Linked DNA regions of Homo sapiens: region 2 is linked to region 1. The links are chromatin contacts, found by Hi-C or POLR2A ChIA-PET in ENCODE. All regions are on one chromosome and are shown on one strand. The core of a region is the stretch at or near the end of the contact, and the rest is flanking DNA. Distances in the headings are between cores, read along the strand shown. Region 1 overlaps PIK3AP1 (phosphoinositide-3-kinase adaptor protein 1). Region 2 overlaps LCOR (ligand dependent nuclear receptor corepressor).

Region 1 (7,916 bases), core at 2,172-4,671:
TAAAATAAATTATTCCTCCCCAGGTCCAAGTTGCTGCTGCTTCTGAGCCAGGAGGTAAGCGATCATTCTCAAGGTTAAACTTGACGCCACAGAGACAGAAACACAAACCAAACCATGTCTAGAGTTAGAAAATTCAGAGTTCACATAACTGGGGAAATGAAAAATGTGGGCCGGGCATGGTGCCTCACGCCTGTAATCCCGGCACTTTGGGAGGCCAAAGCAGACGGATTGCTTGAGCTCACAAGTTCAAGACCAGCCTGGGTAACATCACAAAATCCCATCTATATGAAAAATACAAAAAATTAACTGGGCATGGTGGTTCACACCTGTAGTCCCAGTAACTCGGGAGGCTTAGGTAGGAGGATGGCTTGAGCTGGGGAGGCAGTGGTTACAGGGAGCTGAGATTGTGCCACTGCACTCCAGCCTGAGCAATAGAGCCAGATGTTGTCTCAAAAAAAAAAAAAAAAAACAGAAAGAAAGAAAGAAAAAAAGAGAAAGAAAGAAAGAAAGAAAGGTAGAAAGAAAGAAAAAAAGGAAGGAAAAGAAAAGAAAAAGAAAAGAAAGAAAAATGTGGTGGGTTTCCTTTTCCCATGCAAAAAGTAGCCAAATTTGACAGGCTGCCTCCCCGCTGGTAGCCTCCTTCCAGCTACACGGCATCCAGAAGCCCCCTGGCCCGGGTGACTTCACAAGTTGCCAGTTGGCTACAAACCAGGCTAGCTCCAGAGCACACTGCTGCCTTGGGAAGCCCTGGTAAACCTCACTGATCCTGCTGTGAGGGGCCCAGCAGACCAGGAATAATGGAAGAGACACCTGTGGCATTCCCTGCAGGTTTCCAGTGCTGTGGTGGGAGCATGGCATGTGTTAGAACATCCAGGGGGACAGCAAGTGTAAGGCTCTGTCAACACTAAACTGCCAATAAAGTAGGGCATTCTTTAATTGTCCAGTAGTTTCATAGCAAAGACACAGGGCAGAAAGGATGATGCAGTCTCCAGATTCAAGTGGGTACTGGTGGTTCTCCAAGTGTTCTTTTGTGAGTGAGTCCCTATTCCACAATGGAAAGGACTGGGTCCTACCCACTTCCCCGCCTGTATCTCCAACACCCAGAAGACATCAGTAACCGAAATGTACTAGATGCTCCAGACATGCTTATTAGGTATATGGATAGGATGATGGGCAAGGCTAGGGGGCGCCAGAGGCTGCTTTGTTATCCAATATCTGGAGCTGCAGATAGGGGAAGAAAGGCTATAGAGGCTAGATGGTTTTTCCAAAAGGAACCACGACTAAAATGCATGGTGTTGGATAACAATTTCTGCAGAATATGGTCCTAATGACAGAGAAATCTGGATTCAAATCTGGGCTCTATCACTGATTGGCTGTGACACTTTGGGAATGTTCAGCCCCTCTGTGCCTCTGTTTCCCCATTTGTAAAGTGCAGGTAAGAAAAGCATCTTAGTGGGGTAGCTTTCGGACTTCAGGTCCGAAATCAAGGGTGTGGATGGTAGCGATGGTGCTTTCTCTCCCCACATCCATGCCAAGGCACAGCTCATTCTGGAAGAGCTTCCACCAGCACTTCTAAGCCTCCCAGTTAGGTGACGGAGAGGAGCTTTTATTGCTCTTTCCCCTAAAGGAGCACCCAATCTGAATGGCAAACACCTAACAACCTCTGGACCACATCTTGCAGGTTCTGGGGTCAGTGTCAAAGGCCTGCTGGCATCAGAGACTGCCTCTGGCCCTCTGACCAACCTATGCCTTCTCTCCAAGGCATCCTGTTGGTGCCTGCTCTTCCATGAGTTCATGGATGGGAAAGTCAGGCCCGCCTCCCTGTGGGCCCAGGGCCCTACTGTCTTCTTTTCAGGCTGAAGGCTTGTAACACTCAATATAGCCCATTCCAGAAATTCCCCCATCCATAATGCTGATACCTTGGTTGATACTTCTCTTCCTTGAATCTATTAATGAAAACCAGAGGGAAGGAGGGCTAAGTCTCCGGTGGTGCCTCCGCATGCTTAGCATTTGGTAGCGAATGATGGTAACACATGAATAAGCCTCTTAGAGGGCCTGCTGTGTGGGTCTCCTGCTTCAACTCCAGTACGTGCGTGGAGATCAGATCCACTGTTACCCAGATCAGCGGTTCTCAAGGGTGGTGGCACTGCCCCCTGGGGGCGTTTGGAAAATCTATGAGGGTATTTTGGGTGGTCACCAAGGAGATGGCATTTAGGAAAAGGGGGAAGGACCCTAGACATCCTGCTATGTGTGGGACAGCCCTGCCCAATGAAGAGATGTTTCATGTCCCTCGTGACTTTCAAATATTTCCCTAGACATACACATAAGTTTTAAAAAGTACGTATGATACATATTTATACCTATGTGTATATTTCTACATATCTGTGTATATGTACAAGTATGTCTGTATTTTTAAATTTAATGTCAGCAGATATAAGCAAAAATATAGACAAATATACCTCATTTTATTACTAATTATTACCAATGCCATATTGGCTGGGAGTCACAAGTCACAGAACTTCTCTCAACTCAGTTAAAGATTCCTATTTTGTTTTGAGTTTAGGTGTTGGAGGGGAACTTCTACTGCTCATTCACTTTTGTCAAAAGGCATTACTTTTGCATTGGAAAAAACAAGATAATAAAAAGTGGGCAAAGTTTGTTAGACAGTTTATAAGAAAAATCATGATCCTGAAGAATGATATTTTGAAAATAAGCTTACTATATATTAATGCAATAAAATCAAATTACCCCTCGCCCCCCAAAAAATCTGCTTATTATTTTCTGAGCCTAGAACCTAAACTGTTTCACATATAAACACATCTTATTTTTGCAAACACTTAATTTTTTAGAAATTCAATTTCTATGAAAATGGAAAGGAAATCATAAAGAGTTGTTCACCATCTAGGAAAATCCAGGTGCCAATGCCAACATTATTCCCATCATTTGAGCCACCAAGACTGCAAACGTGTCAGTCAATGTTTGAAGCCGTTGACCGTGATTCTGAGTGTGTCTGCATCTGACTCTTTTGTCATGACTTCTGGTGCAGGCATGTTTGAGTATGTCCTCTTCTTTAATTTCTCTTTCCTATTTCAATTAGGGCAGTATATTTGATTTCTGAGAATTTTATATGTAGGTAGGTTATATAATACATAAACCTCATGTCAGAGTAGGAAAATGTTTGTTATAAAAAGGACCCCTGGAGACTGAGGGCTGAGAGCCACTGATTTGGCCTCTCAGATCACGAGGCAATGAGTTCATCAATTCTGACTTCCAGATATTTGCTTAAACTCTCCCAGCAGTCATAACAGAGGAAGTTTGGAGAAGAATTCTGCTTGTCACAGCACATGACTCCAGCCCTAGCTTTGTGTAAAACAGGACCTTCATCTCTCTGGGGTGAAGTGAGGGTACATAGGGACTGCCCCGCGCCATCTTCATCCGGAATGAAAAAAGCTGTTTCTCAGCAGAAAGGTGGAAGCAGAACTGGGTTGTGCTACTTACAGAGGTCTTCAGTGGCAGCTGGGACAAAGGCAGCCATGGACTCATAGAGATCCTCGTCACAGCCGGGGTTGAGCGAGCATTTCATAAGCAGGTCTGTGGAAAGGTGGGCCATGGACTCGTACACAGCATCAGCCTCCTCCCCGTGCATCAGTTCCTCTTTAATGTGACTCTTGAGCATGTCCACCGTTTCCTGAAAGAGAAGATGAGGCCCACGGCGCCCTGAGGCAGCCTGACTTTCCGGGTGGAACTTGGCCCCCGAAGGCACTTGTGGCCAGCAAAGTAAAGGCTCCCATGAGTCAGGATTACAACTGGTTGTGTGTATTTGTATTTTCCCACCTGACTGAACGCTCCTTGAGGCCAGGCTTCCCACCTTTTTTAGTTTATTTCACGTTTTTGTTTTAATCTTCGTATCTTCCTACAACACTAAGCACAGAGTTAGGCACTCAGGAAATACTCGTTAAATGTCCACTGACCAGAGGATACAAATTAAAAATTACTTTCCCATGGCCTGATGTGGTGGCTCACACCTGTAATCCCAGGACTTTAGGAGGCCAAGGCAAGTGGATCACCTGAGGTCAGGAGTTCGAGACCAGCCTGGCCAAAATGGCAAAACCTCATCTCTACTAAAAATACAAAAATTAGCCGGGCATGGTGGAGCACGCTTGGAATCCCAGCTACTCGGGAGGCCGAGGCATGAGAATTGCTTGAATCCAGGAGGTGGAGGTTGCAGTGAGCCAAGATCGCACCAGTGCACTACAGCCTGGGCAACAGAGCAAGACTCTGTCTAAAAAAAAAAAAAATACTTTCCCGTGAGCACCTTTTAAATGTCAGGTACAATGCTAGGTATTTGCCTATACCCTATCTCCTGTAATCCATTCCACTACTGCTTGAGAAAGGTATAATATTCTCTAGTTTACAGATGAGAAAAACAAAGCTCACAAAAATCTAGTATCTTACTCAAGGGCTTGCAATCCTGATTTCTGATACTTCTTCTACACCCTAGTGGTTCCTCCAAAGGGAAAAAAATGACACAAGAAGGTGTGACCTTTACTGACTAGCCACGCAGAAATTCAAATGAGCTGAACAGGAATGCAGCTAAGGTGTTCTCGCCCTGTGTGTAGTCAGAGGTCACTCCGCAGCTTGGCACACTAGCCCCTGTTCCTTCAGCAGTCTCCTCCAAACTGTCAGGAACCCTGACAGTTTCCAGGGGTTCCAGCCTCGATTTTATGTCCTATGTGCCCAAAAGGAGAGATGATCTTGGATAAAGTGTCCTGACATCAGAAAGGTTCTCCCCTGCCTCCCACTGCCATCCTGCCTCCATGTGATTGTGAAGCCAGAGAGGTGACTTCCCTGAAACCTCTGCACAACTTTTCCTGGTAAGAAACTTTGGTGTTTCACAATCCTTATTTCAGCATCAACCCACAAAAATCCTCATTTTCACCACCACTACCCTAAGATAGCTAATCTTTTATTGACACTTCGTTAGTTTCCTCACGAGACCCAATAAAACAGATGACAGCTGTGAAATGTTGGAGATTCCAGATCTCACCTTTGGTTTTGATGTGGTGAAAAAAGGAAATGGGACAGTTCTAAGAGGCCATAAGCAACACAAAGGGACAGTCTTTTGGTCACAATGCTGAAGCTGCATCGGTTGAAGGTGACCACAGGGAGAAAGCAAAGATGGTATGACCTAGATTGACTTCGGCACAAAATGAAAGTGCATCTTTAAACATCCCAGTTAAATACAACAGGATAACAAGCCCGGGCTTCAGTATCAAACTAGGTGCAAATCCTGTCTCTGCCCTGAATAGTCTGTGGCCCTAAGCACAGTGACTTTGCCTTTCTAAGCCGTTTTCCTCTTTTGTAAAGTAAGGCTTGCAATACTGTCAACTTCAAAGGATTGTGGTGGGGATTAAATGAGATAATACATTTTCAAATCAAATACATTCAATAAATACTAGTTACTACTATGAACACAGTAGGTTATTAATAAAAACTATTGGCATGGAAATGAAATGCTACATTTGGTACATTTGTGACTTTAAGAAAAAACTGAGTAAATACACCCAGACTGAGAGCACCTTTTAGACTTATTTGTGTCAGTGACGCCCAAAAAAAAGGACTCACACCATTTTATTCAAAACACTTATACACCTGTAAACACTGGGAAGTCCCCTCTGTGCCTCCGTGAATCACTGTCTTGTAGATTTTCCAACACAGAGCAGAGAGTTAAGTTTCTGGGGAGATATCAGGCTCTGTCCTGTCTGGAGGTCGAGAGCAAGACCGGGCTGTGTTTATTGCTCCCTGTGAGGTCACAGCCCCATGCGAGAGGCTGAGCTATTCTCAGGTACCCTCTGGGAGTCTGTGAAGAAGGAGGAAAACCACGAGGGACTGGGATCAGGAAGAGCAGCTGCTTCCTAGGCATCAGAGGCAATATTGGGGCATGGAATAAGATGTAGACGTGGGGTGCGATCAGCCTCAAAGAAGGACCCAGAAGTCAATGTTTGAGGAGGAGCTGAGGGCCCCAAACCAGATGATCAGATAAACTGGGCATACCTGCCTGTCTTAACATGGGACCCAGGCAGGGGGTTAGAAAGAGAGAGCGAGGCTGTCAGCAGGAGGTGGGCCTTAGAGTTGCTGCCCTGATGCCTTTCCAGGTGCACAGCTTTATTGAGGTTTCTGCTGAAGAAGAAACCAAGCCTAATACAGTTCACCGGGGCCTGAAGGCGGGTGAGGCAGCTAGGAGCATCCCACCATGGTGCCCTGGAGGCAGGTGAGGAGGTGGGGGGAGATGATCAGCCTCTACCTTCAGCAGATTCACTCTATAAAGGTTTCTGTAAATTCTGTGAGGGTGAACCTCAGTGCTTAATAGAAATGATTTCCTTTTACCTTCAAAAGAACTCTATGACTCAAACTATGATTATCTTCCTTCTGCATATTAGGAAACTGAGAGAGGATACGTGACTTACCCAACGTCACAAGGCTAACAAGTGTTGGTACAGGAATTTGGACCCAGGTCCATGTGACTCCAGACCTCATTTCTTAAGCCCACACATACTGCCCATGGCCAGAAGAGGTACATGAGGACATGCTAGAGATAAAATCTGTTCGTATTTTGGGTGAAAGGGCAGCCATACTACCACAGAGTGCATTTCCAATCCTGGGCCCCTCCTGCCTTGACCTTACCACATACTCGTCGATGAACTGCCGCAGGTCCCTGAAGCCGTGTTTCTCAGCGATGGTGTTGGGGTAGTGGCCATGCTTGTTGGCCACGCTGTACGCCTGCAGGGCTCCTGGGCAGGTGAGCAACAAGGCAGTGAGGTTCTTCAGTCCATACTTCGCAGCAAAATGCAACAGGGTGGGCAGCTCTTCATCCCTCTGATCTGAAAATTATCAAGGAAAACTTAATAGGCAGATAAAAATAAAGGCACAGGGTGCCCTTGTTCATGGAGATGAAGCTGCCAAGACTAGCATGGCAACAGAAAGCACTCAGCCATTACTTATTGATTGACTGACCTAACATCTAACAGCTTCCTTCAGGACACCACTGAAGATCATGTCCTCAGATGCAGAGGACATAATTTTTTTTGTTGAGATGGAGTCTCACTCTGTCACCCAGGCTGGAGTGCAGTGGCGCGATCTTGGCTCACTGCAACCTCTGCCTCCCAGTTTCAAGTGATTCTCTCGCCTCAGCCTCTCAAATAGCTAGGATTACAGCTGTGCATCACGCCCAGCTAATTTTTGTATTTTGAGTAGAGATGGGGCTTCACCATGTTATCCAGGCTGGTCTCATACTCCTGACCTCAAGTGATCCACCTGCCTCGGCCTCCCAAAGTGCTGGGATTACAGGCATGAGCCACCATACCCGGCCATAACATTTTAATTAATTAGCAAATCTAATAATGAATACCCTACCATCTTCTCTAACAGGACTGGAGAATCCTGAGAAAAAGTACCAGTTCAAAATGTGCCGGGTTTGTTTAAAGGCTTAACTAGCAGCCACACAGTACAATAGGAATCATGTTTTGAACTTCTCTGCAAAGTTCAGAGCATGTATTTCTTAAAGCTATTGTTTCGTGCTGATTAAAAGAAAGCAGTTCATCCTCTTAGCCCTTATTCCTAATTTCATGATAAGTACACCAAGTAATCCTGGGTATGTTCCTTAGACTTTCCGCTGCCTTTAGTTCTCAACCAGAAAATACTTCCAGACTATCTCAAAAGGACCTGGGAGGATAAGTAAGATAGTATTCAGCAGGGTTCCTATTTAGGAGAGATTTTGAATGTTGGTCTTAATGCACACAAGCCCCACCAGGACGTCAGTTCACTCTCTAATTGGTGAAAAGCAAAGTACTCCAGAGAGGTGCTGGGTCCCCACGGACCCCCTCCACCTACTGACATCTGAATACAGCAAGTTAAAC
Region 2 (7,916 bases), core at 1,915-4,414, 240 kb after region 1:
AGTGGCACCAAACTTTTATAGTAGATATTATAGTCTTTCACTGCCTTGCACTCAGAGCATGTGCCAGTTTTACCTAAGAATGCCCACAATGAAACAGTGAAAATATACTACTTTGGCCGGGCATGGTGGCTCACGCTTGTAATCCCAGCACTTTGGGAGGCCGAGGTGGGTGGATCACGAGGTCAGGAGATCGAGACCATCCTAACATGGTGAAACCCCGTCTCTACTAAAAATACAAAAAATTAGCCGGGCGTCGTGGCGGGCGCCTGTAGTCCCAGCTACTTGGGAGGCTGAGGCAGGAGAATGGCGTGAACCTGGGAGGCAGAGCCTGCAGTGAGCCAAGATCACGCCACTGCACTCCAGCCTGGGCAACAGAGTGAGACTCCGTCTCAAAAAAAAAAAAAATACTACTTAATCATGAGCCTTGGGTCTCCTTAATATTCTATGCAATGCAATGGAAAATATGCATAAAAGCACTTATGTGATTGAGTTGCAAGCTAAACTAGCTACTTTTTTTTTTTTTTTAATTGAGACGGAGTTTTACTCTCACCCAGGCTATAGTGCAATGGCGCCATCTCAGCTCACTGCAACCTCTGCCTCCTGGGTTCAAGTAATTCTTCTGCCTCAGCCTCCCGAGTAGCTGTGATTACAGGCATTCACCACCACACCCAGCTAATTTTTGTATTTTTAGTACAGACAGCGTTTCACCATGTTGGCCAGGCTGGTCTTGAACTCATGAATCCAGGTGATCCACCTGCCTCAACCTCCCAAAGTGCTGGGATTACAGGCATGAACCACCACACCTGGCCTACTTTTTTCGTAGAATACCATTTTACTTGGAAGAATATCTGACAAACTGTGGTTATTCAGATTTCAGTATTTAGCAAACATTGTCTTAAAAATGAATGAAGTGGGCTAGGTGTGGTGGCTCACGCCTGTAATCCCAGCACTTTGGGAGGCCGAGGTTGGCGGATCATGAGGTTAGGAGTTCGAGACCAGCCTGGCCAACATGATGAAACCCTGTCTCTACTAAAAATACAAAAATTCGCCAGGCCTGGTGGTGGCCGCCTGTAATCCCAGCTACTCAGGAGGCTGAGGCAGGAGAATCGCTTGAACCCGGTGGGCGGAGGTTGCAGTGAGCCAGATCATGCCACTGCACTCTAGCCTGGGTGACAGAGCAAGACTCCGTCTCAAAAAAAAAAAAAAAAAAAAAAAAAAAAGAACAGTATATATTGTCAATTTCAGCTTCCAAGAAAAATTAGAATATTGGAAAACTTAAATCCACTACTGCGGGCATGAGAACTTCCCTTAAAAGACCTTTCTGATAGGATCAGTAGTGATATTAACAAATGTAATTTTTTTTTGGTGTTACATTGTGTGATGGAAAATGCACATACCTCAGTGAATTAATGCTTTCCAAATGACCAGTAATGATGTTACAAATAAACATTGGTCAAGTGCAAAATAGACTGATGGATTTTTTTTGTAGGAGAAATTTTATTTTTTAAATTAAGTTGTAGTAAAACTGACCATTTTTGTGTACAGTTGTATGAATTTTACCTCATGTATAAATTTATATACCCAACACCACAACTAAGAAACAGAATAGTTTCATGACCTCAAGAAGTTCCCTGTGCTGTCTTTTCTAATTGCCCCACCCAAAACCTCTGGCAGCCTCTGATCCATTCATTTGCTATAGTTATGTTTTTTAGAGAATGTCATATAAATGGAATCATACACTGTGTAACCATTTGAGACTGGCTTCATTCACTCAACATGTATTTGAGAGTAATCCAAGTTGTATCTTCCGTTATTTCACTCCATTTTAAAAAACTAAAATTCACCATTTGAGCCATTTTAAGGTGTGTATAATTCAGGAGCTTTTAGTATATTCAAAGTGTTGTACAACCATTACCACTATCTAATTGTATAGCATTTTGATCACCTCCCAAAAGATAGACCATACCTATTACATAGTCACTTCCATTTCCATATTTCCTCCATAATATCCTTTATGTCTGTGAATTTTCCTGTTCTGGACATTTCATATAAATGGAATCATACAATATATGGCCTTTTGTGTCTGGCTTTCATTTAGCATATTTTTGAAGTTCATCCATGTTGTACGTATCAGTATTCATTCATGTTGTCAGCTCAGGTTGCCATAACCAAAATACCACAGGCTTAGTGGCTTGAACCACAGATACTTATTTCTTATAGTTCTGAAGGCTGGAAGTACAGATCAAGGTCCGGCAGTGTTGGTTTCTGCTGAGGCCTCTCCTCCTGGCTTGTAGGTAGCTACCTTCTCACTTTAACCCCACACAGCCGTTTCTCTGTGCTCATGCAGGGAGGTAGCACAAGTGATCTCGAGCGTGTGTGCACCTTCTCTGGTTTCTGTCCTAACAAGGACACTAATTCTGTCAGATCAGGGACCCACCCTTCTGACCTCATTTCATCTTTGTTGCTTCCTTAGAGACCTCATCTCCAAATACAGCCACACTGGGGTTAGGGCGTTAACATGAATTTTGGGAGTGACATAAACTTTGAGTCCTTAACAGTTCTTTTTTATGGTTGAATAATATTCCATTGGATGGCTGTACTCCATTTTGTTTATCCACTCTTTAGTTGGTGGACATTTGAGTGTTTCCGCTGTCAGGTTATTATGAATAATGCTGCTGTTCAATACTGCTGTGAACATTCATGTATGACTTTTTGTTTGAACACCTGTTTTCATTTCTCTTGAGTATATACTTAGGAGTGGAATGCTGGGTCATTTGGTAATTCTATTTTTAACTTTTTGAGAAACACCTAACTTGTTTTCCAGAGCATCTGCGCCGTTTTGCATTCCCACCAGCAATGTGTGAGGGCTCCCATTTCTTCACTTCCTTTACCAGCACTCGTTATTTTCTTTGTATGCGTGTAGTTTTTTTGTTTTGTTTTGTTTTGTTTGAGATGGAGTCTCGCTGTGTCGCCCAAGCTGGAGTGCAGTGGCATGATCCTAGTTCAGTGTAACTTTGAACTCCTGGAGTGAAGTGATCCTCTCACCTCAGTCTAGGACTACGTACCACATCTGGCTAACCTTTAAGATATTTTGTAGAGAAGGGGTCTGGCTGTGTTGTGCAGGCTGATTTCAAACTCCTGGCCTCAAGCAATCTTCTCACCTCTACTTCCCCAAAGCACTAGGACTGTAAGTGTGAGTCACCCCTGCCCAGCCTAAAACTGATTTTCTTATGCTAATCTTGTATTCTACAACCTTGCTGAACCTGTTTATTAGGTTAATGGTGGTGTTTTGAAAGATTCTTTAGAATTATGTATATATAAAATCATGTCATCTATAAAAGTAGTTTTACTTGGTCTTTCCAATTTGGATGCCTTTTATTTCTTTTTCTTTTTTCTAACCACCCTTGCTAGAACTTCTAGACAATGTTGAGTAGAAATGGTAAGAGCAGACATCCTTGCCTTATTTTTGATATTAGGGGAAAGCTTTCAGTATTTTGCTATTGAGTATGTTAGCTGTTTCATAACCAGGGTTATGAAAAAGCTCCTTTCTATTCCTAGATTGTTGAGCGTTTTTATCATGAAAAGGTGTTGGACTTTGTCCAGTGCTTTTCCTATGTCAACTGAGATGATCAGGTTTCTCTTTTCCCCGCTTTATTCTGTTAATATGGTGACTTTTTTTCAACTGATTGATTTTTGTATGTTGAACCAGCCTTGCATCTCTGGGATAATTCCATGATGGATGGTCATATGCTGCTAAATTTTGTTTGCTAGTATTTTCTTGAGGATTCTTGCATCTCTATTCGTGAGGGAGATTGGTCTGTAGTTTCCTTATGATGATGTCTGTCTTTGCTATCAGGGTAATACTAGATTTATGGGATGAGTTTGGAAGTATTCATCCCTTTTCTCTTTTTTTGGAAGAGTTGAAGGAAGGATTGGTGTTCTTCTTTAAATGTTTGGTAGGATTCACCAATGAAGCCATATGGTCCTGGGGTTTTTTTTGTTGGAAGTTTTATTACAGTTTTCATACTTGTTATAGGTCTTTTCAGTTTTTTAGTTGAGTCAGTTTTGGTAGTTTCTAGAGGTTTATCCATTCATCTAGATTATCTAATTTGTTGGCATACAATAGTTCATGGTATTCTCTTGTAATCCTTCCTGTTTCTATAAGATTGTAAAGATGTCCCCAGTTTTATTCCTGATTTTAGTAAATTGAATCTTCTCTCTTCTTTTTTCTTGGTCTGTCTAGTTAAAGGTTTGTCAATATTGATTTTTTCCGAGAAATTTTGGGTTCATTGATACTGATTTTTCTGACTCTTTTTTTTTTTTTTTTTTTTGAGACAGGGTCTTACTCTGTCTTGACTCTTTTTTTTTTTTTTTTTTTTTTTTTTTTTTTTTTGAGACAGGGTCTCTGTCGCCCACACTGGAGTGCAGTGGTGTCATTTCTGTTCACTGCAACTTCTGCCTCCCAGGTTCAAGCAGTTCTCCTGTCTCAGCCTCCTGAGTAGCTGGGATTACAGGTGCACGCCACCACGTCCAACTAATTTTTGTATTTTTAGTTAGAGACAGGTTTTTACCATGTTGGCCAGGCTAGTTGCGAACGCCTGACCTCAGGTGATCACCTGCCTCGGCCTCCCATAGTGCTGGGATTACAGGTGTGAGCCACCACACCTAGCCTGTAGTTACTTTTTTGAGTAACTATTTAAGAATGTATTGTTTAATTTCCACATATTTGCAAATTTTTCAGTTTTCCTGTTAGTGATTTCTAACTTCATTGCATTGTGGTTGGAAAAGATACTTTGTGTGATTTCAGTCTTTTGAAATTTACGGCAAGTTTTTTTGTGGTCTAACGTGTTGCCCTAGAGGATGTTCCAGTGCACTTGAAAAGAATGTGTATTCTGCTCGTGTTGGTTGGAGTGTTCTGCATATGTCTTTTAGGTCTAGTTGCCTAACGGTGTTGTTTAAGTCTTCTTTTTCCTTATGTATCTTTTGCTTAGTTGTACCACCCATTATTGAAAGTAGGGTGTTGAAGTCTCTAGCTATTATTGTTGAGCCATTTCTTCCTTCAAGTCTGTCAATTTTTGCTTCATAGAATTTGGGGCTGTGTTGTTAGGGGCATATATGTTTTTAATTCTTAAATGTTCTTGATTGACTCTTATCATTATATAATGTCCTTTGTCTTTTTAAGTAGTTTTGTCTTAATGCCTTTCTTAGTCCACTTGGGCTGCCTAAGTGGCTTATAAAAAAAATTATTTCTCACAGTTCTGGAGGCTGGGAAGTTCAAGATCAAGACACAGACAGATTTGGTATGGTGAGGTGCCGCTTTCTGGTTCATGGATGACTGTCTTTTTGCTATGTTCTCACATGACAAAAGGATGAGGGATCTCTCTTGGTGCCTCTTTTATAAGGGCACTAATCCCATTTATGAGGACACTGCCCTTATTTTCTTAATCACCTTCCAAAGGCCCCACTTCTTAATCCTATCACCTTGGAGGTGATAGGATTTCAACATATGAATTTTTGGGGGGACTCCAACAGTTAGACCATCGCAGTGCCTATTTTGTCTGATACTAGTATAGCCACTCCATTTCTTTTTTGGTTGCTGTTCGCATGGGCTTTTTCTTTTCTTTCACCTTCAACCTCTTTGTGTCTTTGGATCTAAAGCAAATGTCTTGTGTACAGAATATTGTTGGATAATGCTTTTTAAATTAATTCTGCCCATCTCTGCCTATTAATTGGAGGCTTTACTCCATTTACATGTAATATAATTGCTGATAAGGAGGAACATTTCCCATTTTATATTTCTTTCTGTCTGTCTTATATCAGTTTTGTTCAAGCCCTCCATGACTGATTTTTGTGTTACATATTTTCTAGTGTACCATTTTGATTCCCTTCTCATTTATTTTACTACATAATAGTTATTTTCTTGGTGTTTGTCCTGGGGATTATAATTAACACCTTCATTTGTAGCAGTCTATTTTGAATTAATAACAACTTGGTTTCAATAGTATATAAAATACTTTGCTGCTACATAGCTCTCCCCCCTCCAATAAATCTTTATGCATTGTTTGTCCATCAACACAGAGTTATAATTATTGTTGTATGTAGTCTTTTAAGTCATATAGGGAACAAAAGAGGCATTAACAAACTGAAAACATAACCTCTCTGCCTTCTTTGCTTCCTAACACTTTATAATATAATATCTCTAATATGCTTTCAGATACTATTCTAAATAATTTACAAATACTTGTCTAATCACGTTATAAATTTATAGCCAAGGAAAGTGAGGTGTGAAGAAGACAAATTGTCCAAGGTATGGCCAGGCACAGTGGCTCACACCTGTAATCCCAGCACTTTGGGAGGCCGATGCAGGCAGATCACAAGGTCAGGAGTTCTAGACCAGCCTGGCCAATATGGCGAAACCCGGTCTCTACTAAAAATACAAAAACTAACTGGGCATGGTGGTGGGCATCTGTAGTCCCAGCTACTCGGGAGGCTGAGGCAGGAGAATTGCTTGAACCCTGGAGGTGGAGGTTGCAGTAAGCCAAGATCGCGCCACTACACTCCAGCCTGGGTGACAGAGCAAGACTCTGTTTCAAAAAAAAAAAAAAAAGAAATTGTCCAAGGTTATAGAGCTTTTAAAAGAGAATCAGATATTTGAACCCAGGTGACCTGGCTTCGTAATTCATATTCTTAACCACTACATCTCTTACTTCCTAGAGTTGTAGTACTCCTTCTATTACACTACAACAGTGAATGTAAAATTCAGTTGGATACATAAAATGTGCATTCATGTTGAAAATGAAGGAAAAATAAAGTGAAAGATACTGGGAATCATTTGGGAGGAAAGATAACAGCTGGAAGGGACTTTTGAACTATGGCCTTGAAGACCACGTAGGATCAAGACTATTGATATTTGAGAGAATTTTATTTATTTATTTTTTGTAATGGAGTCTCGCTCTGTCACCCAGGCTGGAGTGCGGTGGCATGATCTCAGCTCACTGCAACCTCCGCCTCCTGGGTCCACACCATTCTCCTGTGTCAGCCTCCCGAGCAGCTGGGACTACAGGCACATGCCACCACGCCCAGCTAAAATTTGCATTTTTAGTAGAGGTGGGATTTCACCATGTCTCAATTTCTTGACCACGTGATCCGACCACCTTGGCCTCCCAAAGTGCTGGGATTATAGGCATGAGCCACCGCATCCGGCCTGAGAGTACATTTTAGAAGGAGCAAGGTGAAGAGAGGGATCAAGACAAAGAAAATCAAGGCCTACTTGAGAAGCAGATTGTTATTGAAAGGCATTGAAAAGGAGTGTTGAAAAGGTTCACTTTTGGAAGAATTTGAAAGCCAGACTAAGCAGTTTGAATTTTATTATGCAGGCAGTAGCTAATCATTGAACCTTTTTGAGCAGGGGAGAACTATTAAGAATTTTGTATATAAATCTGAAAGCTGATTCAAACATTGGTACAGTTTAAAATTTTCTAATATATCCTTCAATTGGGGCCAGACTGAGGGTTTATCTTTTGTACTGCCATATATTATGATGTGTTAGAAGTGTGGTAAAAAGTAATGATTTTTAAAATATATAAATTAGATATATTTAGATGTGTTTGATTACATTAAAAGGAACCTGTTTCCTTTCAGAATCCTCGGATGACATTTGGAGTGGGTTAAGATATGTCTTTATTTCAATAACAGTGCCATATATAATAGTTCAGATCAGCTAGTATTTTTTGAGTACTTACCATCAAGTTGTTTGCTAGATGGTAAAGATAGAACAGTAAAAAAGACCTGACCTTAATTTTCAGTCTCTTTTTCTTTCTAATCTTTAAACATTGGAATGCTCCAGTATTTGGTCCTGTTGCTTCCTTTCCTTAACTTAATATGATCTTATCTAGTTCTAAAGCTTTAAATTCTGT

Evidence for each region. Hi-C counts contacts between places; a loop is a spot of excess contacts on that map. ChIA-PET counts read pairs that join two places held with the same protein, here RNA polymerase II (POLR2A). Pooled maps may share reads with other maps.
Region 2: a loop to region 1 is called in a map with no recorded cell type, with 2.0 times the contacts of the local background. The contact joins two enhancer-like sites. A Hi-C loop is called at or near these places in 7 of 37 single-sample maps with no recorded cell type and 3 of 50 pooled maps. POLR2A ChIA-PET finds 5 or more read pairs at or near these places in 2 of 52 experiments (WTC11 and activated T-cell).

Annotation. Positions count from the first base shown.
Region 1 is chr10:96,641,975-96,649,890 of GRCh38, forward strand. PIK3AP1 (phosphoinositide-3-kinase adaptor protein 1) reads right to left here. Exons shown (of 17, transcript NM_152309.3): 7 at 6,685-6,881; 8 at 3,499-3,688. Among named protein-coding and RNA genes, the nearest start is that of TM9SF3, 59 kb to the left of the region's middle. RefSeq lists an enhancer at 3,498-3,567. Within about 2 kb of position 3,422, at least 10 of the 41 ENCODE cell types and tissues checked have a DNase peak (open chromatin) inside an H3K27ac peak, as active enhancers do.
Region 2 is chr10:96,887,172-96,895,087 of GRCh38, forward strand. All of the region lies in intron 2 of LCOR (ligand dependent nuclear receptor corepressor), which reads left to right. Among named protein-coding and RNA genes, the nearest start is that of LCOR, 59 kb to the left of the region's middle. Within about 2 kb of position 3,165, at least 3 of the 41 ENCODE cell types and tissues checked have a DNase peak (open chromatin) inside an H3K27ac peak, as active enhancers do.